Linked DNA regions of Homo sapiens: all the other regions are linked to region 2. Evidence: read pairs that join two places in POLR2A ChIA-PET (ENCODE). Cell type or tissue: OCI-LY7. All regions are shown on one strand. Links, peaks and the distances in the headings refer to the core of each region. The heading gives the core; the rest is flanking DNA. Region 1 has its middle 56 kb from the start of SPATA13. Region 2 overlaps SPATA13 (spermatogenesis associated 13). Region 3 overlaps MIPEP (mitochondrial intermediate peptidase).

Region 1 (8,212 bases), core at 1,979-6,978, 110 kb after region 2:
AGCACATGTACCCTAGAACTTAAAGTATAATTTAAAAAAATAAAATAAAATAAAAGAGAGAGCTGGAGTGTGGGCTACAAGCAGGGAAGAGAGATTTTTAAACATTTCTGGAAGACAAAGCAAATACAAATGTGTTACTAGGTGAAACCCAGGAGAGTAAACTGCAGCCCAGAGTAGTCACAGAAGAGGTTGGGGGCGGGAACGTGGGCGCCAATCTTTCCGAAAAATCCCAAGGAACTGTGGGCTCGGGGCCTCCAGGCTTGAAAGGTGAGATGAGGAAAGGTGCGGAGCTGCAGGAGCTCACTGGATGCAGCCTAGGGGTCCCAGCATCAGGCTTCCCCCCCCCTACCATGAAAAGCAGCCGGCATTTACTCCCAGGCTCCAAACTGGAAGGTTCTTCCAAAAAGAAATTAAATAAACTGCCTCAGGAGAATCCTGGCTGCAAGGGTGAGTGTCCTGGCACAAGCCCTCCCTAAAGCAGTTTCCTTCAGTAGGCAGGTCCCGTTTCACAAGAGTCCCAGGCAGGCTCCCATCCTAGGGCTGCACTCCTCAAAGCCCACGCACCCACAGTGAGTCACAGAGGCCTTTATTGTAAAATATAAACAGGCACACGTCCCACTAGGGGTTAAGTTCAACACTGAGAGAACAAGAAACGGAGGTTTAAGCCTCGGTGCAAAGGTGCGAAGGGAATCAGAGGAAGCACTGCTGTGGTCTGAATGTGTCTCCCGAATTCACGTGTTGAAATGTAATCAACAATATGTTGGCATTAAGAGGTGGAGCCTTTAGGCGGTGATTAAATCACGAGGGTGGAGCTCTCATGGATTAGTAACCCTATAAAAGGGCTTGAGGGGCGTGTCCCCCCTTCCCCCTGCAGCCGGGCGATGGCACAGCATTCACCCCTCCAGAGGGCACAGCAGCAAGGCCCCTCTTGGAAGCCAGGATCAGGCCCTATCCAGACACCGAGCCTACCAGTGCCCTGATCTTGGTCTCCCAGACTCCAGAACTGAGAAATCAATTTCGTTCTTTATAAATAACCCAGTTTGTGATATCGTACTATAGCAGCACAAATGGACTAAGATAAGAACTAAGCATAATAATTAAAATTGTGAGAAGCACCAGAATAGTGCGAGTGAGCATCTTCCATAACAGGACTTAAAAATTACCACCTAGATTTAACGTGCCGATAGAGCAGTACACATCTTATTAGAGTTCTGTGAGAGTTCCCACCAAAGTCTAAAACAGAAAGAGGAGAAGAGGCTGCTCTGGGATCTGGGAACTCCCATTTCTTTCTTACCAAGTCTATAGTTTCAATAAAAACTGAAAATGCAGGGAAGAAAAGCTGACGTAGGCGCTGTCATTGGGCTGTTCTATTTCCTATGTGGAATTCACAGACATATAAATATAAGAGTGCTAAGAGTTGGCATGGAGGTACCTTTGGTGAGGAGGTGATTTTTCTCTATGAATGTCCATAAACTCAGAATTGACACTATTTGCTTTTCATATCTTCTGAGAGAAACAGCTGAAGTCGAAAGCAAGTACATTTGCTTTTATTCCTTCCTAGGGCCTTGGGTATTTCTTTTTAACATTTGGCAACCATTTTTCGGGCTCCTTGGGACAACATAGTAGAGACTGTGATGAGGAGTGCTCGTTTCTCTGGGGACAGTTTCCACTGTGCCTGCATACATACAGCATTTTCACTGCCATGGCCACATAACTGACTGAGTGGAGAACCAGGCTTGAGCTTTTTTTTTTTTTTTTTTTTTTTTTTTGCCTCTTGTTCAAAAGGGCACTTGAGTACCCAGCCACTGTGTGATCATCTTGCATTTCACTTTCCTCCTAGACTTAATATCTGCTTTAATTTCTAGTATTTCCTTCACCTGATAGAGCTGTAAAAGCTCTATTTATTCCCTCCACTATTCTGGCAAGCATAAATTTCTTCCTTTTTTTTTTCCCCGTCCTTATCATCTTTTCATGTTGTACTTAATCTGAAGGTTCCCAGAAATATAGTTTTCAGAGAGCAAATGCACTAGAATCCTATCAGTCAATTCCCCAAGTGTTCGGAATAGTGCACAGACTTCACTACATGGCTACCTTTTGAATCCCTGACCCCATATTTGCTGAAACTCACTCGATCTGCTTTATCTAGAATCTTCAGTGAACTTAGGAACAAGATTTTTCTTTTGTTGTCTCTTTCTCTACAGGACTACCTATTATTCACGTGTCTTTTGGCAGGTTCTTGGTTTTATAGCTCTCATGTGGGACCTCTGTAAAGTGCACATGGCCCTCACCTTGAACTTGTTTGTTAAGTTTGCCCTGGAACGAGAGCCAGCTCTGTCGGCCCCAGAACCAGGGGATTCCACATTGGAAACAAACAATCACCGAATTGTCAGTACTTAGACCCAGTGAGACACAAAGCGAGTGCTGTTCTGTACATGTGGCTGGTGACCCACTGCTGAGCAATGCACCTACAGGCTTGGCCACTGCTGCACAACTGCTCAACTGAAGTGAGGGGACAGGAAACCAAAACACCTGCCAGGATTCCCACCCATGTCAATGGTGGAATGGTTTCCATTTTCATATACAAGGAAAAGTTGAGTGTGGAGAAAAATAACTTTTGGTTTCTAACAGATGAGAAATAAAAGATGGGGAAGATTTCTTTTAATTAGAAATCTTAGGCCAGGTAAGGTAGCTCACAACTGTAATCTCAATGTTTTGGGAGGCCAAGGCAGAAAGATCACTGAGGCCAGGAGTATGAGGCCAGCCTAAGCAACACAGAGAAGCCCTGTCTGTACAAAACAGTAAAAAGTCAGCCAGGCATAGTGGTGTACACCTGGTGTCCAAGCTACTTGGGAGGCTGGGGCAGGAGGGTTGCAAGAGTCCAGGAGCTCAAGGCTGCAGTGAGCCATGATTGTGCCACTGCACTCCAGCCTGAGTGACAGAGAAAAGAAAATAAAAGAAATCTTCTTTGGGCTGCTGTAATAAAGTACCACAGATTGGGTAGCTTAAACGACAGAAACGTATTTCTCACAGTTCTAGAAGCTGGAAGTTCAAGATTAAGGTGTCAGCAGGCTTGGTTTCTTCTGAGGCCTCCCTCCTTGGCTTACAGGTGGCCGTCTTCACCCTGTGTCTTCACAAGGTCTACCCTCTGTGTGTGTCTGTGTCCTAATTTCTTAAGAGACACCAGCTGATTGGATTAAGGCCCACCATAAGGGCCTCATTTTTCCTTAATCAGCTCTGTAAAGGCCCTGTCTCCAAATACAGTCACATGTGGAGGTACTGGGGATTAGGGCTTTGACCTATGAATGTTAGGGGGGACACAATTCGGCCCTTAACAGAGAGCTTTTATGTGCTTTCCATTTCTATCCTTTCCTCCATTTCTATTCTAAAGCACATCCTCCGTAGGCCTATTTTAGCTGCTTCAAATCTCACCCTTTTCTTTTTCCACTCATTCAACATCTATTTATCAAGTTTATTTATCAGGCTCTCTCATTGTGCTTGGTGCTGGCAATCCCAGAATGACTCCTGCCACTGAGAAGAAATTGATATGTCAAAAAAAAAAAAAGTAAGAAGTCAGGCGCAGTGGCTCACACCTGTAATCCCAGCACTTTGGGAGGCTGAGGCAGGCGGATCACTTGAGCCCAGGAGTTTGAGACCAGCCTGGACAACACGGCAGATCCCCGTCTCTACCCCCCAAAATACAAAAAATAAAAATAAAAATTAGCCTGGCATGATGGTGTGCACCTGTAGTCCCAGCTACTCTGGAGGCTGAGGTGGGAAAATCCATCGAGCCTGAGAGATGGAGGTTGCAGTGAGCCATGATCATGCCACTGCACTCCAGCCTGGGCAACAGAGTGAAACTCTGTCTCACAGAAACAAAACAAAACAAAACAAAACGATTGTAAGAAGCCAAGAGGTACCATAGTGGAGGTAAGAATAAAATGTGTGGAGTTCAGAAGACCAAGTGACTTCTTCTCCCTGGAAGCAGGCAGGTCTGAGAAGAGAAGATGACAAGTAGCTCCTAAAAGGATGGACATGAGACTGTCAGGCAGAGAAAATGGAGATGACACCATTCTAGAAAAGAGGAACAAAAAATCACAAAGCACAGGTGTGTGAAAGGGTTTGGCATGGCCTCTGGCGAGGAGCTGGGGGAGTGAGCATGAATAAAACTGGAGAGGAGGCTGCAGCCAGGCTAAGAAAATTAGGACTTTATCCAGAGTTTAAAACATTAACTAACAAGTTATTATATCAAAATCTATGGCACTTACTATGTGCAAAGCACTGTTTTTAGATTATTTAGATAGATCCTCAGTTAATTGTGCCTTATTAATTAGACTCTTAGCTCATCAAAGATGGGAACTTCCCCTAATACTTTATTTGCATTCCACATGCCCCTCTCATTGTCACTATGAGTGAAGGAGTAAATGAAAAGGAATCGGCTTCTTTCCGAGGAGCTCTTGTCTCTAAGGGATGCCTTGTATCTATCCACGAAGATGAAGATACCTGCATATGTGGGTATATACAAAATACTTTCCCTTAACTGCATATTTGAATAAATGGTTAAGGGAAAGTGTTTTAAGGATTAGCGGATTTATGCCTGCCTTGAGAATTGTAAAACCAAACCTCTCTAAAAATTGAGTGGGCTAAATTGCTTTTTCATTTTATAGACTGATGGAACCAGGATCCCTTTAAATTAAGATGAAGTAAAATCCTTTTTGTCAAAACACCAAACATTCTTTCCAAAAAAACCCAAAAAACAAAAAAAAAAAACCCATTCTAGCTTTACATTGTTCAACAAATCCAAACGGTTCACCCCACCGTGACCTTTCCTTACTGGGATTTTCTCAGCACGTACACATGTGGTGAGCAGACTGACACGGACATTCTCAAACGTGTCATCTACAGCTCTCTAACAGTTTTATATAAGTAATTTCATTTATAAAATCATTAAAATCACAACGTTCCTATGTCCCCATCAATGAGAAAGGCTGCAGGAAAAGAGTAAGTAAGCATTGAAAGTGCTGGAATCGGCCCTACTTAGAGTCACTCCTAATCAGCTAATCACAGAGAAAGTGACATGTCTGAGCAGCGCTGGTGTGAGGACACTCCCTTTAAGATTTTCCCCCTCAGGAATAGTGGCACGGCAGCTCTGGACACCACCCTGTAACTCTGAAAGGGATGAAAATTCTCTGGAAAGGGATGTAGATGCTTGAGTGTGGGCTTCTCTACAGGGAAACCTTATCTCACTACCCTCTTATCCTTCCTCCCTTCTTTCCCTGCCACTGGAAAATAGCACCTTCTGCCAATTTTGTAGTTACAATATATAGAAATACATATAGATACATCTAGTGCACCTATATGTGTGTAATTATATATAGACAGTTATACAAGCTATATGTTTAAGTAACATTTTGGTGCTCTGGCAGGCATTTTTTACCATATGTATTTTCTTCTCTCTCTCTCTCTTCTCTCTCTCTCTCTCTCCTCCCCTGCTCTTTTCTTTCTTGTTTTTTTTTTTTTTTTTTGAGACAGGGTCTTGCTCTGTTGCCCAGGCTGGAGTACAGTGGTGTAATCACAGCTCAGTGTAACCTCAAACTCTTGGTTCCAAGCCATCCTCCCACCTCAGTCTCTTCAAGTGCTGAGATTAAGGTGCAAGCCACCGCACCCAGCCTATACTGTACATGATAGGACAAACAGCAACACTATTTGCATTTTCAAATTATAAGTGTGTAAAGACTAGACATAGGTAAAGAAAATAAACTGGTAATAACCTGGTTTAGCATCTGTGGAATATGTAGGGAGGTCAATAACTACTCTGTATTTGTTCATTTCCCATTTTGACGTATTCAGAACTATTTTTAAAGTGAAGTTCATGAGATTCTTCTGCCCTCATTATGCCTGACAATGAAACCCAAGAATGACTTAACATATCTGATTTATTATTTTTCATTTTACCTCGTAAAAAATTGTTTAACTCATCTCTTCAACAAAAGGTGCTGGGAAAACGGGATAGCCACATGCAAAGGAATAAAGTTGAGTCCTGATTTTACACCATATAATCAGCTCAAAATGGGTTAAAGACCTGAAACTAAAATTCCTAGAAGGAAAACATAGGGAAAAGTCTCCACGATGTTGGTTTTGGCAAAGATTTCTTGGGTATAACACCAAAACCATCGGCAACAAAAGCAAAAATAAACTAATGGAATTATGTGGAACTTAAAAAATTTCTGTGAAGTGGCTGGGCGTGGTGGCTCATGCCTGTAATCCCAGTAGTTTGGGAGGCTGAGGTGGGTGGATCACCTGAGGTCAGGAGTTTGAGACCAGCCTGGCCCACGTGGTGAAACCCCATCTCTACTAAAAATACAAAAATAGCCAGGCTTAGTGGTGGGCACCTATAATCCCAGCTACTCAGGAGGCTGAGGAAGGAGAATCACCTAATCCCGGGAGAAGGAGGTTGCAGTGTGCCAAGATTGCGCCACTGCACTCCAGCTTGGATGATAGAGTGAGACTCCATCTCAAAAAAAAAAAAAAAAAGAAATTCTGTGAAGCAAATGAAAAAACCAACAATCTAAAGAGGACATTTATAGAGTAGGAGAAAATATTTGCAAACCATGTATTTGATGAAGAGTTAATATCCAGAATATATAAAGAACTCCCACAACTCAACAACAACAAAAACAAATAACCCAATTTAAAAATGGATAAAGGACTTGGATAGGCATTTCTCTAAAGAAGATACGCAAGTAGACAATAGGCACATGGAAAGATGTTCAACGTCATTATAAATTAGCAAAACGCAAATCAAAACCACAATGAAATACACTCACACCTGTTAGAGTGGCTACGATCAAGAAAAACAGAAAATAACAACTGCTGCTAAGGATGTGAAGAAATTGGAACCCTACGCGCTGTTAGTGGGAATGTAAAATGGTGCAGCTGCTATGGAAAAAATATAGAAATTTCTCAAAACATTAAAAATAAAATCACCATATGATCCAACAATCCTACTTCTGGGTATATATCCAAAAGAACTAAAAGCAAGGTCTTGAGCAGATATTCGCCCACCCATGTGTGTTGCAGCATTATAAACAATAGCCAAAAGACGGAAGCAACCCAAGTGTCCATCAATGGACCAATGGGCAAAGAACATGTGGTAAACACACACAACAGAATATGATTCTGCCCTAAGAAAGAAGACAATTTTGTCATATACCACAGCACAGATGACATTTGAGGACATTAAGCTACATGAAATATGTCAGTGGCAAGAGATAAATACTGAACAATTCCACTTATATAGGTGCGTGATTCCACTTCTACGGATTAGTAGAGACAGAAACTGTAATGTTACCAGGAGCTGAGAAAAGGGGGAAATGAGTTGTTCAGTGAATATAGAGTTACAAGTTTTCCAACATAAAACACTCTGGGGATCTTCTGCATGAGAATGTGCATAGGGTTAACACTACTATACTGTACACTTAAAAATGGTTAAGGTGGTAAGTTTTATGTGTTGTTTTTTTTCACCACAATTTAAAAAATAGTTAAATTGAATACACAGCAGTATTAAATGGGTTACAAGAAAAAAGTATCCAAGCTGGATGACAAATAAGCAAACCATGGGCTAGCATTAAACCATGAAAAAAAATCAAGTACAACAGTGGTCATAATGCTGTTGAACTGAGGATAAACTGTTTATCCAACATAGCGAATGTTCATGGTGCATCTGTATGATGAAATGGTATACGGACTTTAAGAAAAGTTTTGAAAATTATATGTGTTTGAGTGTGTGGCGAGAAAGAGAAGAGAGGATAAGAAGTAAATAGATGAGAACAGTAGAGGAGCAACAGGGGCCAGGGCCATCAGGAGGAGTGGAGGCACCAAAAGTCACTTAACCTACAGCACAGCTTCCCCTGCACACTCAAGTGTATGCGAATTTCCCCTTGAGAGTGTCCACCAGGTTGCTGTTGCCTATTTATCATGCACTCTCAGGATGGTCATAATTCCCAGGAATAATGCTGTGCTACTGTCAGTCACATGAAATAGAAGTTTTTCTTTCCCTTTTCAATGCCCTAAAACCCAGTGAAGATTTATATCAAGAGAACGCATGAATGCATTATTGCAATTATTTTCAAAATACTTACTCAAGGCAAGAGTTCACCAGAAGGAGGGTGGGAAGCTTGGATGAAGATGTGCAGTGAAATGCATCTTGCAACAG
Region 2 (8,212 bases), core at 2,043-7,042:
GTCTAATCCGTACCAAGGTAAGAAGTTGTTACAACCCACTATGTTTTTATAGAGTGAAGAAGTTGAAATTTTCTAACACTCAGAACTTAATTTCTAGGATTCAGATTTCATAAAACACATGCAAAAAATTGGGGTTTCTAATTGGGACAATATGCTTTTTAAACGACCAGTGACTTAGTATTTTGTTCCTGAGCTGAACAACGTGATTGTTGTGTGCTGCTAAGAATGAAACTGAAAATTATGGAAAAAAAGCCTTTTCCTGGAATTTCTGAGTAACATACCAAGTTGCATTATTTAGAACTAATAATTTGACCTCAATTAACTAACCAAGGGTTGCAATTCAATTAGTGGTTTTGTAGCAAGTCTTATAAATTGTGGGAACTCTGCCAGAGATAGGAAGAGAACAGAACTAAGAAAGAATTTCAGATAGGAATATTGTGAAATCCACTGTCTACAAGCTGGATTCTAGGGTGTATGAACTTTAGAATGAAACTTTTTTTTTTTTTTTTTTGGTGATAATGAGAATTTGCACCAAAAACAAACAAACAAAAAAATGAAACAAACAAACAAAAAAGCTTCTGACCAGTAATTTTTAAATAAAAACTTAAATTTGAAATTCAGGAATATAGAACAGATTAAATGTACAAAAAAGCAGGAAGGTTTTTGTAATATACTCATCATGTACATCAGGAGTGTCTAACCTTCTGGCTTTCCTGGGTCACATTGAAAGAATTGTCTTGGGCCACACATAAAACACACTAACACAACTGCTGATGAGATTAAAAAAAAAATCGCAAAAAAAAAAACCCCTCATAATGTTTTACCAAAGTTTACGAATTTGTGTTGGGCCACATTCAAAGCTTCCCTGGGCCACATGCAGCCTGCGGCCCACTGGTTAGAGAAGCTTGATTTACATGATAACAAAGTGACACTGAAAGAAAACATATTGAAATCCAAAATGCTGAAGGAGTGAGTGCAGACCCTTAAATCACAGCTGCACAGAATGTTGCCCTAGGGAACATGTGACCCCTATTCATGCCAGTGAGGATGCTAGGGCCCAGTGAGGCTGAGTAGCTTACTACCATTGCTGTAGTGACAGCCCAGCAGGGTGGAAATCAGAGGGTCCACCCCAGCACTGCTACCTCCTGGCCAGAACCTGGGGGTCATGCTAGACCCTCTTCCTTCCCTACAGATTACACCAGGTCTAAGCGACTCTACTGCATGCCCACCAGCCCTTTGTCGGCATGGTGGCTGGTGCCTCATTCCCAGCCTGCATTACCTTCCACCTGGATGACCATGGTCTGGCTCACTGCCCACCCATCCTTCACTCTGCTGCCAGAGTCCATTCCACACTGCAGATGGGTGTGTCACTGAACCAGGGTCACTGGCTGCCTGTGGACTTTGAGGAGATGTTGAATGTCCTGTGCCTAATACAGGACGCCTTTCCCTCCAGCAGGGCTGAGCTATTTGTCATGATCCTCACACCACCATGCCTTTGCGAGTTTTGTCTGCTCTCAGGCTCTTTCTCCAGCCATTGTTATCTCTCTGTTTTGGGAACCACAATTCCCAGATTCCTGACAAATGGCTTCTGTCCAGGTTTGGCAGTGGGCAGTGGTGGTGGGAGGTGACTTGAGGGTTGGGGGAAGGGAGTTGCCACAGTATTTTGTGGGCACGTGCAGCAGCTGTGGTGTCTCTGTGGCTCCAGCCCTGCTGGGAAGCTCCTCCCTCCCAGGTCCGAGGTCCTGTGGGCAGCACCAACTCCCAGCTCAAGCAACACGCCCTCTTGTTTACCACTCCAGCCCAGGGGCTGGTAGCAACTTCCTGCTATTGCACTGTCTTCTGTTTCTCAGCTGTATAAAAATAACCCCTGTATTAGATTCTCTGTTTGAAATACCTAGAAACAGTTCTCTAATGTTTCCCACACTGCCCGGTCATTCTGCTTTCCTTGTCTGCCTTCTCCACTAACCTCTCTGAGGAGCATGGAAAGTTCTCTATAGGCAGAAGCCTTGTCTTATTTCACTGTGTTCTCAGCATGTGTCTGTTGAATGACTGGCTGAAGGGGCTGCTGGCTTTGCACATCTCAGGTCTGATACCCCAACATCTGGGCCAGATGGTTCTTTGTTGTGGGAGCAGACCTGTGCTTTGTAGGATGTCTAGCAGCAACTGTGGCCACTGATGCTATTAGGAAGAAGAATTGTAATAAAAAGAGAGAGAGTGCTGAAAACCATGAATGTGCTACCAATTAGTTTCAGAATAGTTTTTCTGAAATTACTGGAAAAAAGTTTTAAGAGACTCAATCTTGCTATGTTGCCCGGGGTGGCCTCAAATTCTTAGACTCAAGTGATCCTCTCACCTCATCCTCCAAGTAGCTGGGATAACAGGTACATACCATGGCCAGTTAAAACCACTGAAATTTATCATTTCCTTTTTTTTGTTTTTGTTTTTGTTTGTTTGTTTTGTTTTGAGACAGAGTCTTGCTCTGTCATCCAGGCTGGAGTACACAGTGGCACAATTTCAGCACACTGCAACCTCGCCTCCCACACTCAAGTGATCCTCCCACCTCAGCCTCCCAAGTATCTGAGATTGCAGGCACATGCCACTATGCCCCACTAATTTTTGTATTTTTAGTAGAGACAGGGTTTCACTATGTTGGCCAGGTTGGTCTCAAACTCCTGACCTCAAATCGTCCTCCCACCTTGGCCTCCCAAAGTATTGGGATTACAGGCATGAGCCACCATGCCCAGCCATAATTTACAACATTCATAAAGAGAAAGCATCCAAGGTCCTAATTTCAGAGATGAAGTTATTCCCCAGGCCTAATGCCAGACACCGTCCTTCCTCTTCCTAGCCCCAATATACATACCTTAGTAAAAGAAAGAAGCCCCCTTACCCTTTGATCTGGTACCTTCAGGGTCTCTCTGTGTAAGGAGTAGGTAAGATGCTTCAAAAGAGCATCTGTAGCTCTGGCGTCACTTAAGTATTCAATCACTGAAGTTCAATGTTTGTGAATTGAAAGTATATGGACAAATGCAACTAGAATAAGCGTATCTTTTGGAAAGGTGTCAATTTCATACAAGCGTGTGATTGTCTTGGCTTGCCTTATGGGGGTTACTGGGCTAAAACACATTCCTGTGGGTGAGAATGGTGTTTCCCCAATAGGGATTCATATTTGCTTTGTCAATCCTCTGGGGTGATGGGGTGCAGAAAACAAGGATTTGCAAAGGCAGGTCTTAGACCACAAAGGAAAATCTTCCTTCTGTGTCTAAAGTTGCAGGTCAGGCTGGTGTAGTGAGAGATGAAAGGGCAGGTAGGTCTGAGCTTGTGCGAAAGATGCTGGCATCCTCCATAATGCCCCTCCCTGCCTGCGTCCCCAACCTCTGCACAGTGACAGCCTCTGAGCTCCTCTTCCTCCAATCTCACAGCAACCTTGGAAGGCTCCAGGGGAGCTGTTGCCAGTCACAGCCCTCAGCCCTGAAGACTGCCCTGCGTCTTGACTTCCTACAGCCATGGCCTGTCCACCACCTTTCTGGTGGTAAACAAGATTGCAGCAGTAACAATGAAGTTCCCGGTTAGGACTACCTCATGCCTGCAACCCATGCCAAAACTGATGTCACCACAAGACTGCACCTCCCCCACATTTACCATTCAGGGCAATGAAAATTTTCCAGATGGATGGCCCTAATCCTGAAGGCACTGTGATGGTCACTGGAGCAAAAACAATGTCTCTGCTTGGCAGAGGCAGACTGGCCCAAATCTGGAGCTGTGTTCACTGAGTTCACAGGCTAAGTCACCCAACAGTGCAGTCAGCACAGAATACCCCTAAAGGGAATGATGTAGCTTTTACATCCACAGCTTAATTAGACATACTTAATAACTGTGTGTAAGAGCATATATGTGTGTTGCATTTTATTTTTGCTGCATTTATTTTAGTGTTCAATTTTTTTGTCTTTGCATAAAATGTGTTTCCAGGCAGAGCCCCAATTTATAGCTTTGCATTCTGAGGAAATGAGATTAATTTTCAACTCAGCTTCCACCCAGCAGCCTATCAGGTCTTAAGGTAGGGGATGTCCCCACAGACCATTTTGCCACTGTTGAGGACAGAGGCCCAGAAGAGGCCCTTTCCCTGTGCTGTGCAATCAAGTGTCTCATCCTCTCAAATTAGTTTTACACATTAAAGCAGTTGCTGAAATGCCTTCTGCTTCTAATTTAAACTGTCTTCTAATTGAACTGAGATTTGCATATTGTTTTCTTGCAAGCCCTCCCTGCCTCTTGGCACACATCTCCTCATTTAGGACATGCACGACAGTCATGTGACATGATGCCACCAATGAACCAAGCCAGAGGTGACCAGCTACTCCTCCTGAACAGGGGTCCCTGGAGCACACACCCCATCTCTCAGAGGCGATCTGTGAGACTTTGTTAGAGGTGGAGGTTCTCATTGCCAGCGCGTCCTCAGGGAGACGCTGTGCTCGAACATAACCAACACACAGAATTCAGGAATACTCTGGTATAATATCCCAGGGACATGGCTCCTTTGACACAGCTTAATAATGTTTTAAATATGTCAGATGCTCAGTGGGGACTGAAATGAAAGCAAGTACTATATTCTGACTTTTGCGAGAAGTTCAAAACCAGCTGAGTTTAGTTGCTAGGAAAACTAAAGAATCACTAATACTTAAATATGTTGAATCTCAAAAAGGAAAGCGGAGATGCAAGATGAGACAAGGTTATGTTACCCTTTACAAGGCAGAAGCAAATGGGAAGTGAGAGTCCCCATGCAACTAAGGAGGGAAACAGATGTGCTGCTGACAACACAGATGCAGGGAACCCAGTGATGACTGGACAACACCAGGGAGCATCCCTCTCAGCAAGACTGAGGGACAGGTGAAGGGGAGGAAGGGCAGCAGCTGAGGCTAAGAATTTGGGGTCAGGGTTCTTTGCTTTGAATTGCTTTGTTATGTGACCTGTGCTAGTCACACAACATCCCTGAACCCAGCTTTCTCCATGGGATCCTAAAATTTCTTTTAGAGCAGTTTCTTTTACTTTTAGAGAAGCACATGCATTGTAAAGAGAAAATTCTCATCAAAATATTAATTATTCTCATGGCGTGACACCTTTCTTGGTAACATGTAAAGTTGATAGTTATAGGTCATTGCTAATAGGGAATGGTATTCTGGGTCAAAATTTCCAGATCCAAAGACGTGAAGCAATCTGTTGAAAAGTCAATGGATTTAAGTTTATTGTACATGCATCTGGCCTTAGGTAAAAGTGTCTATGGAGGTGCAGAAGATGTACCACATGTGCAGGTGGCTGCTTTGGGGTTGATCTGCTTTGTGATTCACAGATGGAAGCACTGCCTACTCCCTGCAGTCATCCTGCTGCCTCAAAGGTCAAGGCCAGATAGAAGTGATGTGCCACCAGGCTCAGTCAGAGATTGGCAAAGATCACCTGAATGCGGATCTGGAGAAGGTGATCGCTTTTCCCAAAGGATGCCTCTGAAACCAAACATATATAAAATGCCATTATTTCATTTCAAAATTAGCTGTATCTTTTCTCCATGAGTATGGATCATACATGCCTTCAGATTCCTTCAACCCTGACTCAGATAATAAATACCAGAAGGTAAAATGTTCTGTAAACTGTTGAACAAGTAGTATTCTAAATATCAATTTTTAAGTCACTTGTTCAGACTTGAAGACACATTTTTTCCTATAAGATTCTCGTATCATCTTCCCCTTCCCACTTAATTTATAATGTAAACAAATTATGTTAAAAATATTAATAGGATCGCTATATTAAAGTTGTTCATTAGTAATATACTAAAATAAATGAAGTCATACTTCTATGAAAAGATGAACTGGATCTTTGACTTAGAAGCTTGAATGGTAGCAGAATGAGAAAAAGGACAGGGAGAAGGGTGTTGTCCTCTTTCTAGGATAAGAAAGACCCTGGCCGGGCATGGTGGCTCACATCTCTAATCCCAGCACTTTGGGAGGCCGAGGCAGATGGATCATGAGGTCGGGAGTTTGAGAGCAGCCTGGCCAATATGGCGAAACCCTGTCTCTACTAAAAATATAAAAATTAGCCGGGCATGGTGGCCCACACCTGTAGTCCCAGCTACTCGTGAGGCTGAGGCAAAAGAATTGCTTGAACCCAGGAGGTGGAGGTTACAGTGAGCCAAGATTATGCCACTGCACTCCAGCCTGGGTTTCAGAGCCAGACTCCATCTCAAAACAAAAACAAACAAAAAAAGACCCTTTGCAGTGTTCCGAAGTGGGTACTGTGTCTCTGGCATCCTGTGACTCTCCTCCCTATGATCATCATCTCTGAGCTGCTCTCATCACCCTCTCACCCCCACAATGTTCCTTAATACAAGCAGTCACTTCAGCCTCCTGACCATCTTCCTCCTCCAACTTCTCCGTGCAGGAGTCTGTCCTTGGTGCTGTGGAGACGGGCCGACCCAAGCAGGGCAGCACACAGGTGTCATCACTGTAACTTCCTCTGCTGCGATGTGCTATTGCACCTAAGGTCAGACCCGCTCCAAGGTCAGCTCCTCTAAACCACCGGCCACATGCCTATCCTCATGGTACATCTACCACATGGTGAGCTGGTTTTGTTTGACTGTTGTTTACTGTGGTTTCTCCCAACGGCAGCAACTTCAGGGGTCAATAACACAAGTGGCTCAGCAAGAGCCCTTACCTATGAAGTAAGCAAGATTCAGGAGGCTGAGCCTGCCTATCCACCAAACAAAGCCAGCCTTTCTTTTTTTCAATATCTGGCAAAGTGACTGCGCAGGCATGTGTTTCAGTGTGACCCACTTAACTGTGTTTAAACTTAATTTAAAAATCAATGCTGGCTTCACCCTTTCCCTCTCCTCTCCTCCCCACAAAACCTGTCAAAGTCTGCTGGTTCATTTCTTTTCCGATTAGAATGTCAGAACTTTAACGATATGGAATCAACTCTCTAAGTCCCAATAGTTCTTCTTAGGCCAAGTATCCTGATGCAACAGAGTCAGGTGGTTTGGCAATAACCAATGCCTCAGTTGCCCCTGGGGTGGTTACATAAGCACTTCAGGACCACATGAAGCAAGGAACGCAGGCAAAGCTACCTACGACTGTCATCATCTGAGTGAACATAGCTTAGAAAGGAACACTGATGTCCTCCATTTAAATGAGGTACCTGTGGTTTGTTTCCCTCGACCTTTTTTTTTTTTTTTTTCTTAAACAGGGTCTCACTCTGTCACCCAGGTTGGAGTGCAGCCTGGTGCGGGCTGGAGTGGCCCAATCACAGCTCCCCACAGCCCTGAACTCCTGGCCTCAAGCAATCCTCCCTCCTTGGCCTCCCAAAGTACTGGGACTACAGGCAAGAGCCACCGCACCTGGCCTCCTTCATCTCTGAACAAGAAAGAACTTCCTATGAGACTTGATTCATTCATTCATTCAGTAAATATTTCCTTGGTCCCTCGTGTCTGAGTGGAACTGGGGTAGACACACTAGTAGGGGAATGGCGAACAGCTGATGAGGTTCAGCCATCAGAGAGCTCCAGCCACGTGGGGAGCACTGGTGTTGTTATGAAGCCTGAAGTGGCCTCCTTCAGCCGACACACGGATGCTCTAATGCCAGAGAAAGGACGGATGTTGGGGTGCAGGGAGCTTAAGACAGAGACCCCAGCTGGAGGACGACAGGCAGGGACAGGGTGGGGGAGCCTAGGCCTTTGATTGGGGTTTACTCTAAAGGTCATGGGAGCCGGCAGCAGAAGTTCTGGCAGCAGAGGCCATCATCGTCAGTGCCACCGGATGAGATAATCCTGGCCGTGGGCTGGGGAGAGGTGATGGGGAGAGAGTCAACATGGCCTGCTGACCAGCTGGACAACATGGAGAGAGGGGAGAGACAGGTGATTCCCACCATCAGGCTGGGTCCAACGGAGATGCACCTTACTAAATAAATACACAATATTTACTAAATAAATAAAAATCCTCAACAAAATCAAGGCTAAAAATCATAGGACTATCTCAACAGATACAGAAAAAGCCTTTGACAAAATTCAACAGTCTTTCATGATAAAAACTCTCAACAAATATGGCATACAGGAATGTTCTTCAACATAGTAAGACCATATATGACAAGTCCACAGCTAATATCATACCCAATAGTGCAAACCTGAAAGCTTTTCCTCTAGCATCAGAAATAAGATAAGGATGTCCACTCTCACC
Region 3 (8,212 bases), core at 1,469-6,468, 370 kb after region 2:
TGTTTACCTGTGTTTCAACCTGGATTCTCTGACTGTACTTGATTGTGTTTTATATTTTCACTAAGTTTGAGGCCATGGTGTTTGGACGTAATATCCAAGTTCTTTCTTTACCTTAATTCCAGGTGCGTCAGAGGTTGAAATATAAGTCTGACTCATAGAGTGTGCTTCATAAATACAGTGATCCATTGACTTTTTTAAAATTCAGTTTACAATGATGAATTCTTCAGTTGAAAGTCTCTTCTTGACTGATATTTCTGTGCTCATTTCAATCATAATTAGTGTTGGATGAAGATTAGATGAAGATTTTGATACATTACTAAATTCTATTGTTCTTAATTTAAAAGACCTAATTATACCATTGTATCATGTTGATAGTGGTATGTTCTGGTTCTTTGCTGAAAATCTGTAAACTCATATGTAACGTATTATAAACCAGAATAGCAGAGTGTTTATTGGACTTATTCAGTCACCTGTAGTGGATAACACAATTTTCTTCCACTTTCTTTCTTCAGAGGAATCAAAGGGTTCTAGAGATCCCTTACTTCTGGGTCCAGATCCATGGAATTCTTTACAAAAAATAGTCATAAAATTCTTGTAAAACTGTAGAAGAGTCTGAGGTGGTGACAGGGATGGCACTGAAGCCAAATCCTCAAAATGCATCTAAGCTCTGTCTCTGCTGGTTGTGGCTCTGCTGTGCTGTGAGGTCCTATATGCTGCCCATGGTGCTTTCCCACTGTCTTGGGTCTCTAGATGAGAGAGGAAAATGTTCTTATGTGTAGCATCTATGCAGATAAGGAAGCTGTGGATGGAGATGGTGCAGTTGGTTGTTCACAGGTCGGCCTCAGCCTCGGAGTGCTCTGTGGAGGCAGGCGGAGCCACATGATGAGCCTGGCGTGGAGGGCTGTACTGGGGCCTGTGACCACCCAAACACCCTCTGTGCATGTTTTTTCACTCCGTGTTGAAGACGTGAGCTGAGAGCACAGCAGTCACGCCCTCCTGACTGGCTGGTCATGTGGGACTGCTCCTTGGGGCCCCTCAGATGTGGGTTGGAGCTGCGGGAAACACCCTGTAGCTTTTTGAATCTCTTCCACCCTCTCTGGACCTCTCTCCTTCTGGCTTTTCTTCAGGAAGGAAGTAGCCTGCATTTGGTGAGAGTCACTGAGGGTGTGGAGAGGCATGTAGTCTCGCTCTGGATGGCTGAGGCAGCTGAGTGAGGACTAAGGCACTAGTGCTTGCTTGAGCTTGTCTGCCCCATTTGCTTGAATCCCCTTGGGCCTTTGCTGCCCTCTTTCTTCCCCTTTGAGTGCCCTCCCCCTCTTCTAGGAGCCTCATCTTTCCAGGTGTGCTCCAGATGCTGCCTCTTCTTTGTAGTTCTCTCTGTTCCTCCCATTCCCAGCTTCTCCCCTCTGCCAGGTGTAACTGACCACAGCCTCATCTTTGAGCCAATGCCTTGTTTGCAGTGCTCCTCTGCCCCTGATCATTTGGATTGGTCGTCATTATTGTTACAATGTGTTCATCTTTCCACACTGAGGAGTTGTCATGCAGGCACATGGCAGGTGATTAATGAAAGTTTACTGCATCTACACAGCTTCTTGACACAGTGTTGCATTTCTTTTTAGAGGTAAGGTCAGCTTTGGGGAATAGAAGGGAACTGGAATAGGAGTAGAAGAAGGGAACTGGAATAGAAGTAGAAACCGCTGGGTTTAGTCTTGTCCCTGTCCGTGTCTCTGTCTAACAGCAATAATAGTGGCTATAATTTACAGTGTGCCTGCTTTTCTCCAGGAACCATGCCAGGTTCATTGCATGTGTTTCTGTAATTGTTAATGGAGCCTGGAAAGTATTTCTACTTTACTGGTGAGGAAACTGAAGCTTCAGAAACCTAAGTAACTTGCTCAAAGCATGGAACCAATGAGAAATAGTATTTTCAAACCCAGGGCTCTTTCTTGTATTCCAGATTGCCTTAGACTGTCACAAGCCTCTTTGAGCCTGAGATTCCTCAAGTAAAACGAACAATAATTCTGGTAATAATTCTTGCTCCACCTGTCTCACAGAATCATGTAAGGAATAAGGAGATTCTTGATTCTTGATGTGAAAGTGCTTTGTAAATTGTGAAGCACCAAGACAATATAAGATAATATTATCTCAAACCACTATAGATCTTGCTTCACCAGTTATTCTAACTTTATCACAATCACCATCTCTTCCTTTGTATTAGCTTCAAACCCTTTGCCTGCAGACCTGCTAAGATATCTCTTATCTTACAACACAAATAATTACCCTTCTGTGACAGTTGGAGAGACTGTGGTACTATCTCATTTTTTTCCTGCCGAACTTCCCCCAGTCCTACTCTCTCCTGATGCCTCCTCTTTCTAATAGCTACAGTCTGGTTTATAGGCCTGTCAGTCTACCCAGCTAGTGTTTCCAGGTTATCAGCCACCTGCCAGCATGAAATTCAGTAATTTGTTTTACTGCTCAACATCCGTGATGTCTGTAGTTTTCTGTTTGGGTTTTTTTTTTTTTTTTAGCTTGGATTTGAGATCCTAATGTCTGCAGTTTTTGACGGCGCTTACCATGTCCAGTTTCTTAAAATTCTTTCTTCAACACATACCCTCAGACTTCCTGTTCTCTCCTTTTTTATCACCACACTCATTTCTCTTTTTACTTCTCTAAATTGATCGTTCTCAATCTTTGTTCACTGTTAGGCTGCCGTAGGAGTCAATGCAGGGATGTAGTGTTCTCATTGTGACCAGTAGCTCCTCACTCTTGAAAGCATTTTGGGAAATGTGTGTAAGAATGAATGATACAATTACTGTGCTTCCTTTAGTACTTGCTTTAACTTGTAACAGATATTTGTGAAAAACTTCAGTACCTCAGCCTAAACAAAGATGTGCCCTCCTGTTGATTTTTTTTCAACTTCCATGCTGTTATCATGCAGTTATAAAGGATGGTCTCAGGCCTTCTACTTAGTTGTTGTCGTAGCCTTGGGAAGGTTACTTACTGTCTTGTAAACCTGTTTTCTCCATTGTAACATAGGGTGATAGTATTACCTTAAAGGATCGTTTTTGCTGTTAAATGAGATATGTATAAAGGGCTTAGCCCACTGTCATAGTGAGTACTCACCAAATGTTAGTTACCATCATCATCATCATCATCATCATCATTTGGTAGTGATAGTTTTCTGTTTGTAGATTAAATTTAGGGAAAAATGGGCAACATATTTGCAATACAGGTCAAGCATTTCTAATCTGAAATGCTTCAAAATCCAAAACTTTTTGAGTGCCAACATGACACCACAAGTGGATCTCATGTGACAGATTGTCGTGAAAATACAGTTAAAATTTTGTTTCATGCACAAAATTATTTAAACTATTCTGTAAAATTACCTTCAAGCTATGTATATAAGGTGTATATGAAACAAATAAATTTCGTGTTTAGACATAGGTCACATCCCCAAGATATCTCATTATGTATATGCAAATTTTCCAAAATAGAAAAAAAAATCCAAAATCCAAAACATATCCCAAGCATTTTGGATAAGGGATACACAAACTATATTGAACTTCCTCTTGCTATAATAATCATGAATCTTTGCATTTTAAACTGACCTACATGTCACTGCCAGAATAATCTTTCTAAAGCACAGGATTTTGTCATGTCTCTCCTCTTCTTCCTTACTACTAATAGCAGCTATTCCCCCATTGTATGCATTCTGGGGAGATCCAGTAAATGTTGGCAAAATAAAGGGCATATCTCTATTCTTCTCCTCTCTGGTGCCTAGCAAAATTAAGAAAAAGAGCATCAATATATCTATATCTATATGTAACAACAAGACAGATCAGGAGGTCAAGGCAGGAGGAGGGGAATCAGTAAATATTATCTAAAATTGCTAAACCAATAAATAAATGTTTATTTTAAAACCAATAGAGGCCCGTATCTACCAAAAGTATCAAAATTAGGAGGCAGGAGAATCGCTTGAACCCAGCAGGTGGAGGTTGCAGTGAGCTGAGATCATGCCACTGCACGCCTGGGTGATAGAGCATGACTCCGTCTCAAAAAAAAAAAAAATTAAAAACAATAGAGAAACCACCAGAGAAGCTAAAATATAGACTATAAATATCACTAATATATCAAATTATTAGAAAGAAAAAGGAAATGCAGCACACATAGCTAAAGAAGGAAAATAAAGGAAGCATTAAAAGAAACGTAACAGAATTACATTGGCGAGAGTGAGAGCACTAGGTATTTTCATACACTGCAGGTAGGAATGTAAGTTAGAAACAGCTTTTTTTAGAGGATAATTTGGAAATACATATCAAAAAACTTAAGATCTTGTACTCTTTGCAGCAATGCCATTTCTTCAGTTTATCTTATGGATAGGCTTGTGTGGGTGTGACAAGGACATTTCACTATGGCATCACTTTAACAGATAAACTAACAGCAGCTTACCGTCAGTTAAAAGGAACAGAGGCAGACCAAGGCAGGGAAGTGAGCTCTGGGTGTGGCCTAACGGGATGCATTTTCTGTAAAAAAGTTAAAATCAATAATAAAACTGATGAAAAGTCTGGGTTCCTTTAATATCCCCATATGTGGGAAATTCCAAACGATGTCAGTGGTCGGATGCTTCCCCCATTGATGCTTCAGGCTCTCATTGACCTTGCCTCCTCTGCTCATGTACAACACAACAGGAGATGCATGAAATGAGCTTTGTCATGTGTTTGCTGTGGATGACTACACCCATGAAAGAAAACAGGCTAGAGCTTTATATACTAAACTGGAAAGTATTCCAAGTTATATTTTTATGAAAAATATATGTGTAAAAATACATATCATTGATATATTTTTATGTTAAATAAAATTGCGAGATAGTGTGAATGGTATGATTCTATTTGTGCCAAAGTAGGTTTATATATACATAAAGTTTACATGCATAAGCTTCTAAGAGTGTGCATAGGAAATGCCTGGAAGGATACACAAGATATTTACCTCTGGGGGTGGGCATAGTGAGCCAGGGGACAAGACAGTATACTTTTTGCCCATTGTTAATATTTTTGAGGTGTTTTTATTTTAAAACAGGCAGTTTAGAAATTCATTTGTTCCCAATCATTTTAGGGTAATATTGTAATATTATATGAACTTATATTCTATACTTAAATTTTTTTTCCAAGATAAATTGTTTCCTTGAATTTTGCCCAACACATAATGATTGTCATGGTCATTGGATAAGACAGTAAATATTTTTAGGTTATAGTTTAGTAAAATAAGCTGTGTTACTAGCTTTACTGTGTTTCTTTTCCATAAAAATAAATGTTCATTATAATCTTAAGAAGGGTAGAATTTTAATATGTAAAGTTTCTTTTTATTCTCCTTTATTTTTGTGTTTTTATTGTCTGGAAACAAAAAAATGAATTGCTTTTTATAACCAATTATAGTTTAAACTTTCTTGCCTTGGTAGTAGGTTCTATGGGAGGTTTCTGCTCTGGTAAGCTGTGATTCTCTATGGCTGCCTGCCTTTCTTTCCAGTTTTGGGGGCAGCAGTTTGCTCTGTGGCCTTGATTCTCTGCTGAATCTAAGAAGATTCTTGATTTTCAGCTTGTTCAGCTTCCTGCTTGTTAGGATGGAGTGGTGACTTTCAACCTCCTCATGTGCAGGAGTGGAAACCTCAAGCCTGGACCACTTCCTTTTATAGTTTATTTTCTCCCCTCTTTCCATGCACTCCTTTCTCTCAGTTCTTCAGTACCTCTGAACTGTTCTGTGTCTTCCTTCCCACCCCTCCCTCTGGTAGTTCAGGGGTCTGCCCTTTACCTTCTCTGCCCGCATCGCCCTTCCCTAATGGCCCTGTCTCCCTCTATGGCTCTAATATCTGTACAGTGAAGTCTCCTTGTTCTCCTTAGCTTTGGGTCCTGAGTGTCTGGTATCTCATGGGCACTTCACAGTCGGTTCCTCCAAAATGGAGTTTATTTTCTGTGAGCCCTCCATCCTCCTCCCATCATTGCACCTCACCCTCCTCTCTTCTCCCACAAACACACCCAGATTCCCCTCTTCCTTTTTTGTGTTCATTGTGCCGGCTGATTCAGTGACTCTACCATCCACTTATTTGTCCAAGCCAGAAACCTGAGTGTTATTCTAGATTGTTCTGTCTTTCTCATCACCCTCCAAATCCAATCACTCACACAGTCCTGAGACGTTTGCATCTCAAAGGAAAAACACATTCATCCCTGACCCCACTGCCCTCTGTCAGAGTTCACCCTCTGAAGCCTGGAAGTCTGTCCTCCTGTCAGCCCTCCCTGCCTCCTGCATTCCACCCTCCATGCTGTCCACTGTGCAGCATTCCAGAAAACATCAGATGCTCCCCTATGGCCTACAGAAGCTGTCTCCCAAATGGCATCTGTAAGCAATTCATTGAGAGTGTAGTCATAAAATATTAGAAATTCTATGTATATTTATTTTTCTTTATCTCAACTTATAAAAATGTCTGCTTTTCTTTTTGCAATGTGATAAAACAATACCACATGCATATACTTTATGAGTGTACTAATAGAAGGTTGAATACTCAAAAGTTATTTTAGTGTGCATTGGTGAGGAAGCTTAGAGGCCATGGCCTATGGTGCATGGTCCCAGTTCCTCAGCTTAGTGGACCAGGCCCTCTGTTTTCTGGCCCCTGCCTGCCTTTTCCAGACTCCGCTCCCATTCTTTCTACATTTATCCCTGCATTGGTAACTGCTTCATCTTTAACCACATCCTTTCTAGAAGTTACCAGGCTATTTTATGCCATCATACTTTAGTTATACTGTCGCTTCTGCCTAGAATTCCTATTATGATTCCCATTTTCCATTCCTCATCCCAGCCCTGCCTTGCAAAGTCTGATTCCTTTTTTTTTTTTTTTTTTTTTTGAGATGGAGAGTCTTGCTCTGTCGCCCAGGCTGGAGTGCAGTGGCACAATCGTGGCTCACTCAACCTCCGCCTCCTGGGTTCAAGCAATTCTCTGCCTCAGCCTCCCGAGTAGCTGGGATTACAGGCACCCGCCACCACACCCGGCTAATTTTTGTACTTTTAGTAGAGACGGGGTTTCACCATGTTGGCCAAACTGGTCTTGAACTCCTGACCTCATGATCCACCCACCTCAGCCTCCCAAAGTGCTGGGATTATAGGCGTGAGCCACAGCACCCGGCCGATTCTTTCTTGATTCCTATCCGAGAAGCTTTCCCTGGTGCTACTCTGCACTCCACAAGTAAAGTCATCATGCTCTCCTTTGCCCTCCCATTTTGCAGTGCTCATTCGTTCATGCTTCAGCACTGTCTGTTGAGCGCCAGCCGTGTGCCCACTGCACCAGGCCCAGGACACAGTGTAGTTGGTTCACTTCTCTGCCTCTTTCAGTGCCAGCTGCTTAGACACAAAGGCTCTTCATTCTTCTCTTCCAGCACCCCGCAGGTTTGCTGACAGCATGCTTGAGTGAACGAACCAGGGAGCGAGGGCACTGGATCATGAACGTCTCTTTCAACACTAGGATTCTGTTTAAAGAAAAATCAGTCAGAAATTAAGGTGTAAATTTGTGGATGTCCATAGCCAAAGTCTCATTTGTTGTGCAATTTATGTTCACTTACTAAACTCATTCATTTATTAGTAACTATGTTTTTATATTTTTATATATAAATTTGTTGTGGGGACTCATTTTATGGAACGAAGTGTTGTGCAGTTCTAGAATCACAAATAAAGCCAATTGAAAAAAAAATGTGTATTTTGGTAATCCTAAAAAGTAGACATATAATGAGAACCTACAATATTCTAGAGCCATTATTTTTGGCTATGGCTATATATTTTGGCTTGACTTAATGATTCAAATGTAAACATTCAAATCACGTATTTTGGATTTGCTTTGGTTTATATTGGAATATATAGAACAGAAAAAGTTATTTTTGGGTGAAGAATAATTCACCTTACTAGTTACGTTGTCTTTAATTTAAGATATCTAACTATAAAACAGATAAGATCTGATTATTTATATTGCAGGCATTTTTTTCATAAATGAATATTTTACTGGATGAGAACTTTAAATTCACTTAATGTGCCTCAGGATTTTTATTCATTTAATATTTATGTATATAGGTCACAAGTTTCTAGAATATAATTCATAAGGTAAGAGTTACCATTATAACTGAAACTGATCATATTTTGCATGTAAGTATGTATAAGGAATGTATACAGTGAGCAGTTG

What was found. ChIA-PET counts read pairs that join two places held together with the same protein. Peaks named below come from ENCODE experiments on the same cell type or tissue, not always from the same donor. Only the 100,000 strongest peaks of a DNase experiment are listed, where the experiment ranks them.
Region 1: POLR2A ChIA-PET joins it to region 2 with 7 read pairs; 1 of 35 experiments calls an interaction of 5 or more read pairs at or near these places.
Region 3: POLR2A ChIA-PET joins it to region 2 with 5 read pairs; 1 of 35 experiments calls an interaction of 5 or more read pairs at or near these places.

The regions. Positions count from the first base shown.
Region 1 is chr13:24,100,795-24,109,006 of GRCh38, reverse strand. It overlaps a transcript of SPATA13 not described here. Among named protein-coding and RNA genes, the nearest start is that of SPATA13, 56 kb to the left of the region's middle. In OCI-LY7, for the core only: no CTCF peak of the experiment used is centred there; a DNase peak (open chromatin) is centred at 4,086.
Region 2 is chr13:24,211,303-24,219,514 of GRCh38, reverse strand. The region is part of intron 1 of SPATA13 (spermatogenesis associated 13); the gene reads right to left. Among named protein-coding and RNA genes, the nearest start is that of SPATA13-AS1, 39 kb to the left of the region's middle. RefSeq lists an enhancer at 1,690-1,969. In OCI-LY7, for the core only: a CTCF peak has its summit at 4,458; DNase peaks (open chromatin) are centred at 4,174 and 4,784; H3K4me3 peaks cover 1,054 bases; H3K27ac peaks cover 2,489 bases.
Region 3 is chr13:23,841,776-23,849,987 of GRCh38, reverse strand. All of the region lies in intron 10 of MIPEP (mitochondrial intermediate peptidase), which reads left to right. Among named protein-coding and RNA genes, the nearest start is that of PCOTH, 43 kb to the left of the region's middle. In OCI-LY7, for the core only: no CTCF peak of the experiment used is centred there; a DNase peak (open chromatin) is centred at 4,027; H3K4me3 peaks cover 288 bases.